2 separate regions of the Homo sapiens genome follow, and region 1 is linked to region 2. Evidence: chromatin loops called from intact Hi-C (ENCODE). Cell type or tissue: sigmoid colon. All regions are shown on one strand. Each heading gives the region's core, and the rest is flanking DNA. Links, peaks and the distances in the headings are about the cores only. Region 1 has its middle 33 kb from the start of PTHLH. Region 2 overlaps MRPS35 (mitochondrial ribosomal protein S35).

Region 1 (8,351 bases), core at 211-8,210, 210 kb after region 2:
ATATATAAGATATAATATATTTGAAGTCAAAAGTTTCTGGCTAGATAATATTTTGAGACTTTTAACTGAAGGTTTTTTCTTTTTTAAATCAAAAATTGGATCTTTATTACTGATACAATGGCTTAAAGAACACAGCTTTAGCTTTGGAGCTAAATGCCAGTGCTTCAACCCAGAATTAAACATACTCAGCCTCTGGCACAGTTAGAAAAACTTGAGTCTTTTCCCTCCTCTGCCTCCTGGAGGCAGGACCCTTATATCATAGGGCAAATTGTAGCCTGGAATACCTCCCTGCCAAACAGGCAGATCGCAAAAGATACGGAAAGAAAGTTGCTGAGCTGAACTTGTCCAGCTAATTTCCCAAATTCACCAATCAGATGAATTATCAGAGGGGAGGGGCTGAAAACCCCCACCCACACACAAAAAAACCATAAACATTTGTGCTCTAAAGGACATCATTAACAAAGTGAAAAGATGACTCACAGAATGGGAGAAAATATTGGCAAATCATAGCTCTGATGAGGGACTTATAACTAGAATATGTAACTAACTCTTACAACTCAAATATAAAAAGACAACCAAATTAAAAAATGAGCAAAGGATTTGCATAGATATTTCTCCAAGGAAGACATGCAAACCGCCAGTAAGAACATGAGAAGATGTTAAATATTATATACTACAAAAAACAAAAACAAAACAAACAAACAAAACACACACACACAACAAGATACCACTTCGTGCTCACTTGCAGGGCTATAATCAAGGACAGACAGTAAGACAAGTGTTGATGAGGATGTAGAGAAATTGGAACCTTTGTACATTGTTGGTGGGGATGTAAAATGATGCAGCTTTGGAATACAATTTGGAAGTTCTTCGAATAGTTAAACAGTTACTTCATGACCAGATATTCTGCTCCTAGGTATATAACTAAGAGAAAAAAAATATATATACCACACAAAACCTTTTATACCAATGTTCATAGCTGCATTATTCATAATAGCTAAAAGTGGAAACAACCACCACATTTGTAATAAACAAGATGTGGTATATCTATACATTGGAACATTATTTGGCCATAAAATGCAATGAAGTATTAATATGTGCTGCAACATGAATGAACCTGAAGGGAAAGAAAGAAAATAAGTGAAAAAAAAAAAAAAAGAAACAGTCTTAAGGGGCCACACATTGGATGATTCCATTTGTATGAAATGTCCAGAATAGGCAAATTTATAAAGACAGAAAGTAGATTAGTGGTTGCCAGAGGCTGGGAGAAGGGGATAATGGGGAGTGACTGCTAAGAGATGTGTGGTTTCTTTTTGGGGTAATGAAAATATTCTGGAAGTAGGTTGTGGTGACAGTTGCATAACTCTGTGACTATACTAAAGCCATTGAATTGTACACTTTAATTCTAATTATATCACAAAGTTATCTTAAAAATTAATTAGTTCATGTAAATGACTTTAATATATAATTAAGGCATTACAGAATAGTGAGGAAAGGGAAGATTATTAATGGTATTGGGGCTATCTGCTTTACAATTTTGAAAAAGTGATACCTTTACATTTATATTATGATTCAAAATAAATTTTAGAGGGATTAAATATTTAAATAGTAGAATTGGTTTGAAACAGAAAAACTAACAAGAAAGTAGAAATATTAATCAGACATCTATTAGTGGAGCTAGAATAAACTTCTATGCAAAGCAGCAATAGAAGAAACCACCAAGTAAATGATCAACATCAAACTAGATGTGTAAAAATTAAGAACTATTTGATGTAAATAGGAAAACAATAATAAAAAGGAAAATAACAAATTGGCAAAGAACATACTGCAACAAATATGTTGGATAAAAGGTGAATATCTTCACTCTAGAAAAAGTTAAATTATTTGATAAGATATGAAAATAAAGCAGAAGATACAAAAAAAATAAGAGAAAGTTGCACAATTCAAGGCAGGATAAAAGTTGTGTAATAACCCTTACTGTGAAAAGGCTATGTGCTATACTGTTGTGCAGAGACAGGAAACATCCATTTGGTGTTGGGGAGGGAGACAATAAGGAGTAGAGTAAACAAAATGTGGAAAAATATTCGTCTGTGCATGTAATCAAAGGCATGTATTTTAAAATAGCAATTATCTATTTTTCTTCGATTGAATTAGCAAACACTACAATTCTCAAAACTGGAGTGAAGAAAAGGTAAAAGTGGTATATTCTCAAACACAGACAAGCAATGTAGTATCATGAAAAGATTCATACGGTGTTTGGAATTAGGCAGAATTAAAATCAAATGATAATTCTGCCACTTATAAGCTGTGTGATCTTGGTAACTAATACAAGGGTAAATCTATATTATTAACCATAATATGGTGATGTTTCCTACTTTGCAGCATTGATGTGAGAACAAGTGATACTATGTGCAAAGAATGTAGCTGAGTCCTTGATACATTCTAAGCACTCAGTTTATTCTAAGAGTTCAATAAACAGTGACTGTTTGAATATTATAGTTGGTCATGGAAATTAATAAGAAAAATTTAGCAAGTATCAAAAACTATAAAATGTTCATATTATTTGATCCAGTAATTTTACTTCTGGAAATATATTCTAAGAAAATAACCATTAAGACAAGGAAAAAAATTATACTCACAAAACTATTTTAGTGGAATTATCCAGAATAGGAAATGTTTTATAACAGAGGAATGGTTAACTCAATTTAGATGTAACTATTTGCTGAGTGGAAGTATGATGTGGCTGCCGCAAAGAATGGTAATTGTGAACGCCAAGTCATTTCTTTAAAAAAAATTGGTACTTCTGTGTATCAAAGGGCACAATCAACAGAGTGAAAAGGTAACTTACAGAATGGGAGAAAATATTTGCAAATCATATATCTGATAAGGTGTTAATATCTAGAAAATATAAAGAACTTGTACAACTTAACAACAAAAAGACAAGCTGATTTTAAAAAGGATGAAGGACTTGAATAGACATTTCTCTAAAGAAGACATACAAACATATGAAAAAATGCTTAATATTACTAATCAGAGAAATGCAAATCAAAAACACAATGAGATATTACCTCATACTTGTTAGGATGGCTATTATGAAAACAAACAAACAAACAAACAAACAAACAAAAGTAGGCCGGGTGTGGTGACTTATGCCTGTAATCCCAGCTCTTTGGGACTCAAAGGTAGGAGGAAGATAGCTTGAGGCTAGGAGTTTGAGACCAGCCTGGGCAATGTAGTGGGATCCTGTTTCAACAAACAAACAAACAAAACCCCAAAAGTAACAAGATTGGTAAGGACGAAGAGAAATTGGAACCCTTGGGCACTGTTGGTGGGAAACTAAAATGATGTAGCTCTATGGAAAATAGTATGGAGCTTCCTAAAAAAATTAAAAATAGAAGTACCATATGGTCCAGCAATCCCACTTCTGAGTATACATCCAAAAAAGCTAAATGAGGGATCTCAAAGAGATATTTGCCCATCCATGTTTATAGCAGCATTATTCGTAGTAGCCAAGAGATAGAAGCAATCCAAATGTCCATGAATGGATGGAGGATAAGCAAAACACAGTAAATCCATACAATGGAATATTACTCAGCCTCAAAAAGGAATAAAACAGCCGGGCATGGTGGCTCACGCCCGTAATCCCAGCACTTTGGGAGGCCGAGGCTGGCGGATCGCAAGGTCAGGAGATCGAGACCATCCTGGCTAACACGGTGAAACCCCGTCTCTACTAAAAATACAAAAAGTTAGTCGGGCGTGGTGGCGGGCGCCTGTAGTCCCAGCTACTTGGGAGGCTGAGGCAGGAGAATGGCGTGAACCCGGGAGGAGGAGCTTGCAGTGAGCCGAGATCACGCCACTGCACTCCAGCCTGGGCGACAGAGCGAGACTCCGTCTCAAAAAAAAAAAAAGAAAAAAAAAAAGAATAAAACTCTGTCACATACTACAACATAGATAAACCCCGATAATATTATGTGAAAAAAGCCAGTAACAAAAAGACAAGTATCATATCATTCCACTTATGTGAGGTATTTGAAGTAGTCAAAATCACAGAAACAAAGTAGAATCGTGGTTACCAGGGACTGGTGGGTGTAGTGGAGGAAAAGGGGAATTGTTTAATGGGCATAGACTTTCAGATTTGCATGGCGAAAGAGTCTTGGAGATCTGTTGTAGAACAATGTGAATATACTTAACACTACTAAACTGCACTCTTAAAATGGCTAAGATAGAAAACCTTATTTTTTTGCCACAATAATTTTTAAAAAATGAAAACTTCAATAAATATGAATTGAGTGTGTTTCACTGTGCCATGTCCTGTGGTCTGCAGGGAGATCACTTTGGAAAAGAAAAGGCTGGAGGGACCATCAAGGGCCATTTGAGAAGAGCAGGGAGAAGCCATTGACATTTTTTGAAAAAGTTTCTTTAAGACAGGATCTTGCTCCATTGCCCAGGCTGGAGTGCAGTGGCGCAATCATAGCTCTCTGCGTCCTGGGACTCCTGGTCTCAAGTGATTCTCCTGCCTCCATCTGCTGAGTAGCTAGGACTACAGGCACATGCCACTGCCCCTGGCTAATTTTTAAAATTTTTGTAGAGATGAGGTCTTGCTATGTTGCCCAGGCCAGTCTTGAACTCCTGGCCTCAAGAGATCTTCTGCCGTGGCTTCCCAAAGTGTTGCGATTACAGGCCTGAAACACTGCCCAGCCATCCATTGAAATTTTAAAGCAGGAAAACAGAAACAGTGTAAAATAGATTAGAAGACCAGAAAATTATATGTACAACAACTACGCAAAAACATGCCTATGAAGGAAAACGTGAAAAGGAATGAGCTTATAGGTGATATTTTCCTCCATTAAAAAAGTAATTCTTGTTTTTGGCTCCTCTAACCCATAAATGGAATGGCCAGCAAAGCCACACAATCTGAAAGTTCTAAGAGAAAGGAGAGTGTTGCGTCTTCTTCTATACCTACCTTTCTCTGGCTTACTCCTCCAGTCAGGGGAGTACAAGTTGAATTCAAGGCTGAGTGTCTCCTGTGCTGCCACCTCGTGGTCACTCCCAGGCTGTCAGCTGAATTTAAGAGTATGCCAGTAACATGTTTCATGTTAAATAATCAGAGCACAATTTATGAATATGATTGAAATTATTCTAGTAAACAATCTTAAAATGTGTCTCTTAGATACTAGTCTTGATTGCAAGTGGTTGAGGATGAACCTTGTGACCTTTTAAAATATCTTCCAGCTCTGTTTTATGTGGTTTAAAAAAAAAAACTTTTGAAGCTCTGGAAATTTTATATTAATGTGGCATAATTCATACCAAAATTTTTGTTGGTTTGTGTTTTTAGAAAACTTCAATATTTAATAATAATGAAAAGACACTAGAGGTTTTACAAAACGAATGATGAACTTTAGACATAAATATCATGACTAACATTTTTAAGTTGGCAAATTCAGTATTTTCTTTGCCAACCTGTTATTTTGCAACAAGAAACTTCTCAAAGTGATGATCAAATAGTCCTTAGGCTTAAAAGTGGTATATGTTGACATTGAGAAAAAATAATATTTGAATATAAGAAAATCTGTGGTGCTTGCTAATGAATAAGTTTTAAATCATATGGCATGAAGCAAGTATTTTATTCCATAATTTAGAACTATTTTATAATTAATGGGAAATGCTATTTTTTCCAGAAGACAAATAGACCATACATATTAAATTAATGTAAGAAATTTCAACATCTTACCTTATGCATCGGTTTTTTTTCTTCTTTCTTTTTCCTATTTGTCAATTGTAAAGACTATGTAGCAAAATTTTTGACTTTTTAAATTCCCTAATGATATCTGAATTTATGAATTAATCTATATTTTAGGAAAGGCAGAGGCTCTGGACTCAGATTGTCTGCTTCCAATTCTGACATGACCTTTCTGGGCACATGTTCTTTGAATCAATGAGTTTAATGGTTTTCATCTGCAAAATGAGACAATCACCTTACCTACTTCAGAGGGGTTTTGAAGAATTCAATGAAATAATGCATACAATGCCCTTGACAGTGCTCAGTACATAAGAAATGCTCACTCTTAGGCAATATTACAAATGAAGAGAAGCTATGCTAGTGAAAAAGGTCTGTAATTATCACAACATCATAGTACTCTAATATCTTAATAACTTTCACCAGATCAGTGGTGTGATTTCTTTCTTTTTTTTTGAGATGGAGTCTTGCTCTGTCACCCAGGCTGGAGTGCAGTGGCACGATCTTGGCTCACTGCAACCTCCGCCTCCTGGATTCAAGCGATTCTTTTGCCTCAGCCTCCTGAGTAGCTGGGACTACAGGCGTGTGCCACCATGCCCAGTTAATTTTTGTATTTTTAGTAGAGATGGGGTTTCACCATGTTGGCCAGGCTGGTCATGAACTCCTGACCTTGTGATCTGCCTGTCTCGGCCTCCCAAAGTGCTGGGATTACAGATGTGAGCCACTGCACCAAGCTTGGTGTGATTTCTTTAAAACGTGTGATGTGTGTGTGTGTAATGATCTATTTCTAGAAATGTTTACTTAGGAGTTATTTTGTTATTTAGTTGTTATTTTGAAGAAATTACTATCACATATGCATCTCACAGCCTGTTCTTCCTTAGATATGGATTCTACAGTGTTCAGAATAGAAACAAAATGAGTTTGATCCAGAGCATGACCTGTTACACTGTAAAGTTTTAATTAAAAAGACGTAAGCAAAAATTCAAATCCAAATATTACATATCTCAAAAACTGTTCATACTCTATAATATTTAAAACCACTTCCCATACATGAGTGCTAGGTAAAGCTTTAATAACTCTTGAATTAGCATTTTTTTTCTTTTTTTTTTATTATACTTTAAGTTTTAGGGTACATGTGCACATTGTGCAGGTTAGTTACATATGTATACATGTGCCATGCTGCTGCGCTGCACCCACTAACTCGTCATCTAGCATTAGGTATATCTCCCAGTGCTATCCCTCCCCCCTCCCCCGACCCCACAACAGTCCCCAGAGTGTGATATTCCCCTTCCTGTGTCCATGTGATCTCATTGTTCAATTCCCACCTATGAGTGAGAATATGCGGTGTTTGGTTTTTTCTTCTTGCGATAGTTTACTGAGAATCATTTCTATAAACAAGCCTTTTAAATATCATTTAAGTTCTTTAAAGAATTGATTATTGTCCACCATGTTGTTGTATGATTGGAGAAATAGAACAACTGAGGAATCTTTTATGATGTTATGTAGTCATAATAAGTTTAAAATATATGGTACAAATCAGATCCAAACAATATATGGTATGTTATTTGGATACCAAACAATATATGGTACAAAAATCAGAGAGATGCAGGGAACAGCTCAGAGTCAGGAGTAGAGAATAAGGAATTGTCTATGGAGTGTTCTTGAAGGCGATATGTTGGCAAAGTTCTGGATTTTTGGAGAGACTGTCCCGGACAATCAATATATCTCTGAGTCAGTATATTAGTCTCTTTTTTTTTTTTTTTTTTTTTTTTTTTGAGATAGGTTTCTCACTTTGTCACCCAAGCTGGAGTGCAGTGGCACAATCTCAGCTCACTGCAGTCTTGACCTTCCAGGCTCAAGTGATCCTTGCACCTCAGCCTCCTGAGTAGCTAGGACCCACAGGTGTGCACCATTATACCTGGCTAATTTTTGTATTTTTTGTAGAGATGAAGTCTCACTATTTTGCCCAGGCTGGTCTCGAACTCCTGAACTCAAGTGATTCATCTGCCTTAATATCCTAAAGAGATGGGATTACAGGTGTGGACCACTGCATCTGGCTAGTATATGAGGCTCTTATCAAAGATTGAGGCTGGTCAGGAGAAGCTTGATGGATAGAGAATATGGAGTGAGCAGAAATGCAGAATCTGAAATACGTGGTGTGGTCTGGCTGAAGAAAGAGGGTGTGAATGGTGCAGGCACAGTTGCTAAACATCAGAATTAAGCCTCAGATCCAAGTGTTCTCACCCAGATTTGGTGATGCTGAGAACAGGGATGCTCCGCTCATGCAAAGAGCTGCTATGTTCCTTTCATTGATTCAGCACATGTTTATTCAACTTATGTGGCAGAAACCATTCCAGACACTAGGGAACATGACACAGTCCTTGCTTTAAGGAGCTTAGTGGGTGACAGCTATGTGAACATACAATCACAGAACAGTGTGATAAGTGCTGGACAGAATGCTTAGAACAGGGATTTTGGCATTATCTAGACTCAGGCTCTTGCTTTGTAACCTTGGTGAGTTGCTTGACCTTCAAGCCGCAGATTTCTTATCCAGAAAATGGAGGCACTAACAAAACCTATTATATTTGGGTTCTTATGGGATTGACATGCTATG
Region 2 (8,351 bases), core at 273-8,272:
GGTCCAGCTTCATTCTTTTGCATTCCGTTTGCATGTTGATCCAATACCATTTTTGAAAAGACTATTCTTTCCCATTGAATGGTCTTGACATCCTTGTCAAAAGTCATATAGTTATCTTTTAACTTTTCATTTGGCTACTTTACCAAATTCTCTTTTTTAAATTTTTTATTATGAAAATTTTCAAATGTATGGACAAGTAGAAAGAGGCTAATATAATAAATACCCATACACATGGCATCTTGATTTAGTAATTAATATTTTGACAAATTTGCTTCATACACATACATACACATCTAAGTACCTTAACATTTCTGACACCTAATGTTTCACACTAAAATACTTCAGTGTGTTATCTCTAAGAATTAAGGAGATGTTTCCTATTTAATTCCAATACTATTACCACATGTAACAAAATTGTCAGTAATTCCCAAATATCATCTAAAATATCTACTCCACATTATATTTCCCCTATTGCCTTACAAAATGGTATTTTTTAAGCTCTGTTATTGAAACCAGAATCCCGCCAAAGACCATTGTATTTGGTAATGATGTATCTTATGTTATCTGGAATGGCAAACAACCCCACCTCCCTCCCTTCTTCCTGATGAATTTGACTTGTTAAAGAGACAGGGTATTTATCTTGTAACATTTCCTATCTTCTGAATTTGCCCCATTGCATCTGGATGTCATTTACCTTATTTCTTTATCTCCTGTATTTCACATAACCTGGAAGTTAGATTTAAAGGGCTGATAAGATTCCAGTTAAATATGTTTGGCAAGAATACTTTATAGATATTGCTATGTATTTTATATTGCATCAGGGGCACGTAAAGTCTGGTGGCCTCATTCTCAGTATGCTGAAATTGAGCACTTGGCTAAGAAGCTGACAACCTAATCATTCCTTTGTGAAGATTTTTGTTTTGCTTTTCCCTTGAACAAGTAATCTGTGGGTGGATATCAAGTAAAATCATTATTCTTTTTGGTCCTCGAAGTATATCTATCTTACCTTTGGCCAGTGGGAACTCTTTTAAGTTGGTTCCTGTGTCCTTTTGTTACAATCCTTTAGCATTTGAAAGTTTCCTTGTATTTTGACACAAGATGGTTCAGGCTCATTTTTATAAATTTCTTATCCCGGACCTGGAATCAGCCATTTTTCAAGGAGCCCTAATACCTGCCAGTGGACAGTGGTGTTTACAGACCATGATCTGGATGCTAGGACTTCTCAGCTGATTCTTTCGGAAATTTCTCAAGACATAATAGATAAATAATGGTAGTTTTAATTCCCCTTTTCAAGTAACCATAGCTTGTTTTTTCTTTTTGTCTTTTGCATTAGATAAAATTTCTGAAGTCATATTTCTGTAGTTCCTTATGCTGTTGCATACTTTAATTGTCTGTGCCTCTAGTGTTTAACCTCAAGTATGAGGTAGGATTTCAGTGAGATAATAGTGTTTATTATGTTAATGGTGTATCCTATTCTTAGATTACTAGCATTTATGAAATTACCTCCTTTGAATTATTGAAGTCATAAATTACATCAATAGGTTTTCAATATACTGATGCATTTCTGAACCCTGGTCAGTTCATAGTGTATCATTCTTTTATTCTACTGCTGATTTGCTGTGCTAGAATTTTACTTAGGGTCATTTGTCCGGATGCCATATTGCTTTGGAGAAACATGAGATCCCTACTGTTACTCACCTGGACCACGCCACGTGCCATTGCACTTCCAAGTGTCTGCCCTAGGAACTTCTAATTTAGTATTTGAAGTCACTGTTTGTTTCCTTTGTCAAAGAAATCTTGGTACACATGGCATATCTTTTTCACACAGCAGTCATGGAGCAGTTACCTGATATACTTTTTAAAATTAAACTTTTTATTTTAGAATAGTTTTTAGTTTACAGAAAGGTTCCAAGAATAGTAGAGAATTTCAGACCCAGGTTCCCCTGTTGTAAACATCTTAAAATATACTATGGTACGTTTGTCACAACTAGTGAATTAATATTGATACTGAATCAATATTGAATTTATTGTTATTAAAGTCCCTACTTTGTTCAGATTATCTTAGTTTTTTTCTAATACCCTTTTTCTGTTCCAGAATCCCATCCAGTTTACAAATCACATTTAGTCATCATAATTTCTTAGGTTTATCTTGGGTGTGATGTTTCTCAGACTTGACTTGTTTTTGATGACCTTAACAGTTTTGAGAAGTACTAGTTGTATATTTGGTAGAATGTCTTTCAACTTGTTGTGTGTTTGGGGAGAAAAACCCCAGAAATAAAGTGCCATTCTCATCACATCATATCGAGAGTATAGGCTATTAAGATGATTTGTTTTGTTTGTTTTTTTGAGATAGTGTCTCATTCTGTCACTTACGCTGGAGTGCAGTGGCACAAGCACGGCTCACTGCAGCCTCGACCTTCCCAGGCTCTGGTGATCCTCCCACCTTTGTTTCCCCAGTAGCTGGGACTACAAGCGCAAGCCACCACGGCTAGCTAGTTTTCGTATTTTTTGTAGAGATGAGGTTTTGCCATGTTGCCAGGGGGTTTTGCCATGTTGCCAGGGCTGGTCTGGAACTCCTGGGCTCAAGTGATACTCTCACCTCAGCCTCCTAAAGTGCTGGGATTACAGGCAGTGAGCCACTGTGCCGGCCATGATTTGTCAGTGATGATGCTAATCTTCATCACCTGGCTGAGGTAGTACTTGTCCATTTTCTTCACCATAAAATTATACTTCCTCCCCTCTTACCCATACTCTACTCTTTAGAAGAAAGTTACTATGCAGAGCCCACACTTAAGGATCAGGAGGTATGCTCCACTTCTTTGAGAAAGAAGTATCACATAAATTATGTACAGTCCTTTTATATGGCAAATTTGTTCATTCTCCCCTATTTATTAATCATTTATTTATATCAGTATGGACTCATGGATATTTATTTTACACTATGTGTCATAATCCAATAAAACATTATTTTTTTGCTCAAATTGTTCTGAGTTTAACCATTGGGAACTCTTTCCAGTGACTCTTCTGTTCCTTTGCCATGCCCCTGTCATTTGTTTTTAAGCAATTTCTTATTTTCTGGCACTACAAAATGCTCTGGGCTCTTTCCCTGTCCCATTCCTAGAATCAGCATTTCTCCAAGGAGCCCTTACTGATGTGCTTTTGATTTGTCTGGAGGGTGACTACTACCTCTTTGAGGTGCCTCCTGGGACCCTCAAAATATTAACTTTTATACTCTGTGTAGCCTGTACTTTAAGCCAGAACATTCAAAGTACACTGAAGAAATGTGTTGAAAATCTATGCAACCATTTTCGCATTATGTACTAGCAAATAAACAATCTTTAATTTCTGGAATTTTCCATTTTCCTCAGTGATATTGTTGATTGATTTGTAGTTTTCTTTCTTTGCTAGGTTTCAGTATCAGGGCTGTACCAATTTTTTTCTTAATTTAATATAACTTTATTTTTTTGAGACAGGGTCTCGCTCTGTTGCCCAGGCTGGAGTCCAGTGGCGCGATCTTGGCTTACTGCAACCTCTGCCTCCATGGTTCAAGCGATTCTCCTGCTTCAGCCTCCCAAGTAGTTGGAATTATAGGAATGCTCCACCACACCCAGCTAATTTTTGTATTTTTAGTAGAGATGGGGTTTCACCATGTTGGCCAGGCTGGTCTTGAACACCTGACCTCAAGCGTTCCTCCCTCCTTGGCCTCCCAAAGTGCTGGGATTACAGGTGTGAGCCACCGCACCTGGCCTGTGCCATCTTTATGAAGTGAATTATGAAGCTTTCCAATCTTTTTTATTTTGTAGAACAGTTTAAATACACAACAATATACTAAGTTCTTAGATTGAAGCTGTTTTTAAATCACAAAGACAGTATATGTTTACTGTATAAAATTTCAAAAATCCCAATAAAAGAAAAAAAAGAATTGAAAGTTCAGCCATGCTTGTACCATTCCACAGGTTCATATTTTTAAGAACATATTAAATGTTACCTATTTTTCATAATAATGGTAACAACTACAACCAACAGTTGTTGAGCTCTGTTGTGTGTTGAAAAATCTCTGAACTGAGAGTCAGAAAACCTAGATCTTAATTTACGTTATTCACCTCAAGTTTTGTGGGCCTCCGTCTTCAGTCCTAGAATTGACATCCAATGTCCCTACTGGTTCTAAGTTTGCTTATTTTATTTCACACAAAAATAATCTCATTGCTTTATTTGAAGGATGGCACCAGATTTCATTTCTTGTATCATGCTTTTCCTCTTGTCCTCTCTGTGCCTTGTGCTAGCCTGTGATGCCTTCATTGCTCCCTTGTACCCCTTCTGCTGACTTCATGTCTGCCCTGCTAGACTCTGCACCCCACCTGCTGGCTGTTGAGGCTCAGTGGTGGTGTCCTGGATGTGCCATGTAGTTCAAGGGTAAACGTAGGTCAAACAGGTGGACTAAAGCACATGCAGTCCAGCATGATTAAAGCAATATCGTGAAGGTAGTCAACTGTTAGAAACTACTATTGGACATACTCAAATGTTTTAATGCACAGAAAAAAAAATTTTGATAGTCATAAAAGTTTAGGATTAAAAACAACTTATATATAACTTTACTTCAAAAGTGCTTTATTCTATTAATCTCATTTATTTCTGACAAAAATTCTGGAATTAAGTGTTCTTGAGGAAACTGAGTCTCAGGGAGGTAACATGATTTAAGGTAACATTAAATGGCAAATCTACAAATCAAACCAATTCTTGTCTTTTATGTAATACCAGCATTCTTTAACTAACCACATCATACTTGCATATAGAGAAAATATTTCACAAGTTTAGACATTTCCGAATTTATGTAGCTCTTTTTGTGTTAAAATGTAGTCATTTGAAGATATATATATATATATATATATATATATATATATATATATATATATATATATATCCAGCACCTCCTGTGATTTGAAATATCAGTGTTATTTTGGGGATAATGTTAACAGTATTATATCGATTCTTTGAAATGTAGCAACTGAGGGCAAAATATCTAAGTACTTTGAATTTTGATAAAAGACAGTGAATGCCACTCAGCCCAGGTTAAAGTATTAGCCCAGATTAAAGACTACAATGTTGCAGTGCCTTTGAGTGCTACCAGGTGGCGTGAGTGCACCACACAACTGTTCCTGAAATATTTATGATTTTTGGCATAAACTCCATATAGTTATTGAACATTAAAATGTTAATGTTAATGTGAGTTTTAAATTAATGTGAATGTGATCTTACATTACACGTTGCAGTAATGATCAGCTTTGCTGCCTTTTTTTGGACCACTTCTTATATAAAAAGCTAGAATACTTTAAGCTTTTGAAACTTTTAAATTTATTGTTAGACATTATTATGATTTCATTGAAGGGAGGTTTAAAAAAGGCAAAATCACAACATTCTCACTATCCTAATGTAAAAACTATTTATTTTTCTCTCCCTGTTCCCTCTTATACATGCATATGTGCATATATTTGTGTATTCATAATCATAATAAAGGTATATTTTATTTTTTGTAAAAAATTCTTCATATTGGTTTTAATCAGAGTATAAAATGGCTTATTTTATCTGTCAAGTCAGTAACCTGGTAGTTGATACATTCTCTTTCCAGAAAACTGTGGTGATTCACATTGTCTAATTGAGAGTTAATAGTCAGTATTCATATTACTTGAGTTGTTTTTAAGAGTGCATTTATATTTATCTATTTTCTCTACTTCAAATACAAAATACAAAAATTCACAGTGCTTTAAAAAACAATATATCCTCCCTTTTAAAAATTTATGTATTCATTCAGCAAATATTTGTTGCATGCATTTTAAGTGTTAAGCCATTGCCAAGAACGAGATAGCATCATTCTTACCCTCAAGGGTTTCAAATCAGTGGGGAAAAAATGGGAAAATAAATAGGCTACTATACTGTGATGTCTTGAGGGAAGTGTACAGAGTTATTGAAGCTACAGAAAACCAAATAGATTTCAAAATCCTATTTAGCTTTTTTTCTTCTTGATATAGTTACAGCTCTTTTTTATTCTTAATGCTCTCCATAGAAGATTAACCTATACTTTACCTTATTTAACTGTATTCTGGTGTGTAACCTAACCTATCTTCTTTTTTTTTTTTTTTTTGAGGCAGAGTTTTGCTCTTGTTGCCCAGGCTGGAGTGCAATGGCGCGATTTCAGCTCACCAAAACCTCCGCCTCCTGGGTTCAAGTGATTCTCTTGCCTCAGCCTCCTGAGTAGCTGGGATTACAGGTATGCGCCACCACACCTGGCTAATTTTGTATTTTTAGTAGAGATGGGTATCTCCGTGTTGGTCAGGCTGGTCTTGAACTCCTGACCTCAGGTGATCCGCCCGCCTCGGCCTCCCAAAGTAATGGCATTACAGGCATGAGCCACCGTGCCTGGCCTATCTTCTTGTATCAAATGTATTCATCTCTAGATAATACCTTTAGCCCATGCCCTTATTCTCTGCAAATTAAAAATTGTGTTCATTTGTTCTAGCACTTCCCAAAATATGTCTAAGGAAGACTACTGTTGTGAACCGTTCCTTGAAAAGTGGAATCTGACGTCAAATAAATTTGAGAATCATTGCATATTAACCCTGCATTTTGAAATTTCAAGATGCTTATTAGCATATTATCTGTTCTAAAAAATGCTACCTTAAAAAACCCAATTTACCTCGGCATTTCCTAAACATTTTCAACAGAAAGAGCCTTTTAAAAAAATTCTTCTTAGCCTGTGGGAGTAGTGTTAACATTTTGAGAAACGTTGAGCTAAATGAATTTTTCAATTGTTTTGATCCTTCCCTGATGCTGTATTCCAGCTTCCATGAGATATCTGTAGCTTTTAAAAAAAGCTTGTTGCAGTGATACAAGTCTCATAATTGCATGGTAGAACTTGTAATGATGCAAGTCTCATAATTGCATGATAGAAATTTCTTAAAGCCCTTATGTTTTATCTATTTATTTCTATATTCCAACTTAACTAACGCTAATTGAGTTTAATTCTATTAGTGCTACTCGTAAGCACCATAATTTCATTTATTTAACAGATATGTCGTTAGTTCTTTCAGGGAAGGCATTAATGCCCAGAACTTTCAAAGAACTTCAAACAGTATGTTGCCTTCCCTTTTTCTGTTTCCATGAGTAAGATCAGGGTTTATAATATGTCCCAACTGCTTGCTCTGTATAGAAAGGAGTTTGGAAAGCTTTCTTTTTAGTGGATTTAATGTTAATAGGAATAACATTGCTACCTTTTTTTCACTAAACAATTATATGAAATTATTTTTTCAAATAACTTTTCTTATTTTTAAGGTAAAGCTTTCCAGTTTGAATTTAGATGATCACGCAAAGAAGAAATTAATTAAACTTGTAGGAGAGCGATACTGCAAGACCACAGATGTGCTTACCATCAAAACAGATAGGTAATGGAAAAAATGTTCAGCCGACTGGTCACGTGTGTTTCCTCATTGTCCTCCAATTCCTTGGCAGTCCTTTTTAAAGAAACTATATTGAAGATGGGGGAGGGCGTAGCCTTTTCTTATTAAGCAGAGTTCTCTAATTCATATTTTTAATATCCTCACACTGGCCTACTATTGCTGTGATCTTTATGCAGCGGCATGCTTAGCTAATTTAATGTTATTTTTAACCTTGATTTTAATATTTCCATGTATATAAAACTCAAGAGAGAGATTAGAAGAAAAAAGTGTGGTTTGCTAGTGATTAATGCTTAAGCAGGCTTTTACACATTCAAAGCATATAAAAATCTTGTAGTTCAAAAGTAAAATTATTAAATGATCTATGGATCTATTTGGAAATTGATGAAGGCACATTCGTAAATAATCAAAATCTCAGAGCCAGGACAGATGTTTATAAAGGCAATATTAAATTTATCATATATGAATTTATAAATTGCGTCATTTTTTATTTGAAGTAAAGAAAGGTTATTGGTATGTTTTCACTAAATGGCTATTTTATTTTTAGAATTATACTTTAGCTGTTTCCAAATTATGTCAAAATATAAAAAGACCCACTTTTAGAGATAAGTTAAGTGGGCCGATCTGCTGTCTTCCTGCTCATCCCTGTTTGAAAGCATTTGGAGGTGTCAGTATCGATTAGGTCTCATGATTTGCAGTGGTGGGAAGAAGGAGCCTGACACACATGCAGAGATTGCAACAGTGTGGAGGCAGAAAAAGCTCAGGACCATGGTTTGTGATTATTACCATATGGGAGAAAGTAGATTTGAAATATATTAGGAATAGTCTTTTTACTATCTTCAGATAATGTTGGCTTTTCTAGTTCATGCAACTTTAAAAAATGCCTTTAAAATGTTATTGTTT

What was found. Peaks named below come from ENCODE experiments on the same cell type or tissue, not always from the same donor. Only the 100,000 strongest peaks of a DNase experiment are listed, where the experiment ranks them.
Region 1: a loop joins it to region 2, with 21 times the contacts of the local background. A loop is called at or near these places in 83 of 110 quality-filtered maps.

The regions. Positions count from the first base shown.
Region 1 is chr12:27,935,950-27,944,300 of GRCh38, forward strand. No RefSeq gene overlaps it. Among named protein-coding and RNA genes, the nearest start is that of PTHLH, 33 kb to the right of the region's middle. In sigmoid colon, for the core only: a CTCF peak has its summit at 5,035 (motif pointing left); a DNase peak (open chromatin) is centred at 5,012.
Region 2 is chr12:27,728,121-27,736,471 of GRCh38, forward strand. It overlaps MRPS35 (mitochondrial ribosomal protein S35), which reads left to right. Exons shown (of 8, transcript NM_021821.4): 6 at 7,327-7,436. Among named protein-coding and RNA genes, the nearest start is that of MRPS35, 21 kb to the left of the region's middle. In sigmoid colon, for the core only: a CTCF peak has its summit at 5,133; no DNase peak of the experiment used is centred there; H3K27ac peaks cover 218 bases.